2 separate regions of the Homo sapiens genome follow, and region 1 is linked to region 2. Evidence: read pairs that join two places in POLR2A ChIA-PET (ENCODE). Cell type or tissue: OCI-LY7. All regions are shown on one strand.

Region 1 (2,500 bases), 180 kb after region 2:
GTGTCACCTGCTGGCTTACGTTCTTACCAACCAATAAGGTCCAGTGTAGTGTACTTATTCATTTAACTTTCACAAGTACGTATTTTAAACACATCATTTGATTAAAATAGTTGAAACCACTAATATTAATATTAACCAGTGATTTCTGTTACTTCTAATGGCAAAAATCGCACTTGCTTTTGCACCAACCTAAATGGAAATCATTTAGAATATCATTTAAGAAGTCAATATCAGTGACGCAATGCTGTGCATCACTGTCACTCCCTATCAACTCACTCTGATTTTTCTCTTTCTTTTTTTTTTTTTTTGAGACAGAGTTTTTGCTCTTGTTGGCCAGGCTGGAGTGCAATGGCACGATCTCAGCTCACCACAATCTCCACCTCCCAGGTTCAAGTGATTCTCCTGCCTCAGCCTTCCCAAGTAGCTGGGATTACAGGCATGCACCACTAAGCCTGGCTAATTTTGTATTTTTAGTAGAGATAGGGTTTCTCCATGTGGGTCAGGTTGGTCTCAAACTCCCGACCTCAGGTGATCCGCCCACCTCGGCCTCCCAAAGTGCTGGGATTGCAGGAGTGAGCCACCGCGCCCAGCCTCTTCTTTTTTTTTTTTTTGAGATGGAGTTTTGCTCTTGAGGCTGGAGTACAATGGCGCAATCTCGGCTCACCGCAACCTCCACCTCCTGGGTTCAAGCAATTCTCCTGCCTCAGCCTCCCAACTAGCTGGGATTACAGGCATGTGCCACCACGCCTGGCTAATTTTGTATTTTTAGTAGAGATGAGGTTTCTCCATGTTGGCCAGGCTGGTCTTGAACTCCTGACCTCAGGTGATCCACCTGCCTCGGCCTCCCAAAGTGCTGGGATTACAGGCGTGAGCCACCGTGCCCGGCCTGACTTTTCAATTCTACCTAAAAGCCGTCTTGGTGGTGCGTCTTAGTCCCATTTATTTGCTCTTTGGCCAAGAACCTCTGGGCTGTTTCTCTGTGGTATTTTCTGCTTCTTTATGTCCTACCTGGGCCATCTAACAAAGCAAAGCTAAAAGTTTTACATCTACTTCATAAAATAAATTGCTTTTATGCAACTGTGAAGCAGTTAGGTTTCAACAACTTGTTTTTTTTTTTTTTGAGACGGAGTTTCACTCTTGTTGCCCAGGCTGGAGTGCAGTGGCATGATCCCAGCTCACTGCAACCTCTGCCTTCCGGTTTCGAGTGATTCTCTTGCCTCAGCCTCCGAAGTAGCTGGGATTACAGGCACCCGTCACCATGCCCAGCTAATTTTTTTTTGTATTTTTAGTAGAGACGGGGTTTCACCACGTTGGCCAGGCTAGTCTCGAACTCCTGACCTTGTGATCCGCCCGCCTTGGCCTCCCAAAGTGCTGGGATTACAGGTGTGAGCCACCGTACCCTGCCGGTTTCAACAACTTCTGCAATAAAAAGGAGACCAATACTACTTCAATGGGGTACTTACTACAGAGAGTAGACCTCAGCTTGAGTGAGGAGCCCCGAGTCCTTGGCGCAGGTTGGCCTTGGTGTCACAGGGGTCTTGGGTAAGTTACTTTATCTCTAAATCTCACTCTCCACAGAAGTAAAAGAGAAGCTTGGGTTAATCTAAAGTTTCTTCCAACTTGCAGATTTTGTGCAGGATTTGGGGGCCGGGGGAGCTACTCTGGGTTGTACTCTCCTCTCTCCAAATTGTCTTGCTCCAAGGTCTGTGAGTTAATGAGTAGGAACGTAGTTTTGGTACCTCCCCAGAGAGTCTCAAACTCATAAGCTGGGACTGCATGAGATGAACCTTAAGATGTAAAGCATTACTTTTTATTTCATTTATTTGCATTGATTAATCAAGCTATGAAATAGCTTATATGAACTAGTATATATAGCTCTGACTCAGGAATTTGGCCAAAAGGAGCTGAGTTTGCCCCTATTTAATAAAATTTCAATTAAAAATTAAGGGTTCCTTTTTTAGCCTTCTCCCAATCCTTATCAGTGCCTCTTCTTCCCAAGGGAAAAAAACATAATTGTTAAATGTTGTCAAGTTTTTTGGGGGGATGGGGATGAGGAGGGCCAGCTAGAGATGACAGCCATTTACCAGCCTATGTGGAAATATGTTTGTGTTTTAACTGTTGGGACAGCTGCACCAGAGTTAACTGGGTGCATGTCAACACTGGATACACCACAAGACATGGGACCAGGAAGGGAGGACCAGAGTTCAACTTCTGTGGATGCTCTTGTGAGCACTCCTAATTATCTGTGTGTGCCCTGACGAACTGGTCCCCTTCTTTGGGATAGGAGCAGGGGAACATCTCCCCCATTTTGGGGCAGCATAAATCTCACTTTGAATTTCAATAAATGCATCATATGCATGCCTGTAATCCCAGCTACTTAGAAGGCTGAGGCAGGAGAATCACTTGAACCCAGGAGGCAGAGGTTGCAGTGAGCCGAGATCATGCCACTGCACTCCAGCCTGGGCGACAGAGAGAGAGTCTAAAAAAAAAAAAAAAAAAG
Region 2 (2,500 bases):
CAAAAACAATTTGGCAAAAATGTATCAAGAATTTAAAACATCTATTCCATTTGTCTCAATTATATACATATGCACAAACAGAGCTAAAAGAAATGCCCCACCCCTTGCCAAGTCAAGGTGTTAATGATAGTTATTTCTTGGTGATGGGATAATAGGTAGTTTTTATTTTGGAATTATATTTAAAAATTTTATAACCAGTGAGAAAGTATTACTCACTGATTATAGCTATTTTAATCACTGAAGAATATTTATACAGGCCGGGCACAGTGGCTCATGCCTGTAATCCCAGCACTTTGGGAAGCCAAGGTGGAGGGATCACTTAAGGTCAGGAGTTCGAGACCAGACTGGCCAACATGGTGAAAACCCGTCTCTACTAAAAATACAAAAATTAGTCAGGCGTGGTAGCGTGGGCCTGTAGTCTCAGCTAACAAGGAGGCCAAGGCAGGAGAATCGCTTGAACCCAGGAGGCGGAGGTTGCAGTGAGCCGAGATCACACCACTGCATTCCAGCCTGGGAGACACAGTGAAGCGCCGTCTCAAAAAAAAAATACAAAAAAAAAAGAATATTTATGGAGAATTTTAATAAAACAAAATATTCACAATATGTAGTAAAAAACACTATATTTTATAAAGAATATAATAGCAACTAATTTTGTATGTATATAACTGTGTATATGTATAAATATATGATCATTCACCTAATAAATACATCTGCTTAGCAAGGCCTAAAATGAGGAACAAGCAAATCAAATCTAAAACCAAGTTAGCATTTTTGGAATATGTATTATGTGTTATTTTTAATTTCTGGTTTTATTTAGTTTTTCATTTTTTTAACACTGAGCTTGTATTGCTTTAATATTTAAAAAAATACTATTACACAATCAATTAGAAAAAAATCTCTGCCGAGCATGATTATATCATACATGTGTTCACTGCACTGTTGCAGATCCCTCACTGCACTGTTACAGATCCCATCAAGTTGTCAGCTTCCTCATTATAAAGTAAGGGGATTTGGCCAGGTGCAGTGGCTCACGCCTGTAATCCCAGACTTTGGGAGGCTGAGGTGGATCGCCTGAGGTCAGGAGTTTGAGACCAGCCTGGCCAACATAGTGAACACCACCCCCGCCCCACAGCCTGTCTCTACTAAAAATACAAAAGTTAGTGTAGTGGCAGGTGCCTGTCTCTACTAAAATTAGTGTAGTAGCAGGTGCCCCATCTCTACTAAAAATTCAAAAATTAGTGTAGTGGCAGGTGCCTGCAATCCCAGCTACTCAGAAGGCTGAGGAGAATTGCTTGAACCCTGGAGGCGGAGGTTGCAGTGAGCTGAGATCGCACCATTGCACCAGCCTGGGTGACAAGAATGAAACTTTGTCTAGTCCCAGCTACTCAGAAGGCTGAGGCATGAGAATTGCTTGAACCCAGGAGGTGGAGGTTGCAGTGAGCCGAGATCGCATCACTGGACTCCAGCCTGGGCGACAGAGTGAGACTCTGTCTCAAAAATAAATAAATAAATAAAAATAATATTATATAATATAATAAGGGGATTATATTTGGTGTTCTCTAAGACACCTTCCAGCTCTAAAATCCTCTAAGTCCATGAACCATACAGCAGACATCTAGTAAATAGTTATTAAAATAATGGACCAGGCTGGGCACGGTGGCTCACACCTGTAATGCCAGCCCTTTGGGAGGCTGAGGCAGGTGGATCACTTGAGGTCAGGAGTTCGAAACTAGCCTGACCAACATGGTGAAATCCTGTCTCTACTAAAAATACAGAATTAGCCAGGCATGGTGGTGCATGCCTGTAATCCCAGCTACTTGGGAGGCTGAGGCAGGAGAATCGCTTGAACCCAGGAGGCAGAGGTTGCAGTGAGCTGAGATCACACCACTGTACTCCAGGCTGGGCAATGAGAACAAAACTCCGTCTCAAAAAAAAAAAGGAGCATTCTATTGTAAGTCTCAGAAGACTCCAACCTTGAGGTGTCAAGGTGTGGTAATCAGAGAATGGCCTTGGCATTAAGGAAACAGCTGGAATCCTGGCTGTGTCTCACTTTCCTCATTTGAGCAGTGGGGATAATAACACCTCTCTCAAAAGACTGAAAAGGAACTGAAATGTAATCAGTCTGCAGGCCTTGTGTGTTGGCTTGCATGGAGTAGATGCTTCATACATGATAGTTTTCTCCTCAATAATCCAAGGCTTGATCTGTCAGATTGCACTGAACCATCAGTTTGCAATCCCTGGATCTAAGCTCCCCTTTTGGCCCCCCACATCTGGAAGTGGAAGGGTCCCATTTGTGAGGACTAAGTGATATTTAGCTTTGGGATGTTGAGACGGGGTTCCGGAGAGATGTGCGTGCAGCAGCCAGAGCAGCCAGGGCAAGTCCTCTGATCCCGAGCACAGAGAACAAGGCAGCAGGGTCAGCCGGGGCAGGGGTGGAGGAGAAGCTTGGTCCTGTGTCTTCCTTCGCGCCTGCTTGTCCACCCACCCACCAAACTTTCTT

What was found. Peaks named below come from ENCODE experiments on the same cell type or tissue, not always from the same donor. Only the 100,000 strongest peaks of a DNase experiment are listed, where the experiment ranks them.
Region 1: POLR2A ChIA-PET joins it to region 2 with 5 read pairs; 3 of 35 experiments call an interaction of 5 or more read pairs at or near these places.

What each region holds. Positions count from the first base shown.
Region 1 is chr2:207,833,838-207,836,337 of GRCh38, forward strand. The region is part of intron 7 of PLEKHM3 (pleckstrin homology domain containing M3); the gene reads right to left. Among named protein-coding and RNA genes, the nearest start is that of FZD5, 65 kb to the left of the region's middle. In OCI-LY7, no CTCF peak of the experiment used is centred here; no DNase peak of the experiment used is centred here.
Region 2 is chr2:207,657,361-207,659,860 of GRCh38, forward strand. No RefSeq gene overlaps it. Among named protein-coding and RNA genes, the nearest start is that of LINC01857, 3.8 kb to the right of the region's middle. In OCI-LY7, no CTCF peak of the experiment used is centred here; a DNase peak (open chromatin) is centred at 1,221; H3K4me3 peaks cover 453 bases; H3K27ac peaks cover 2,165 bases.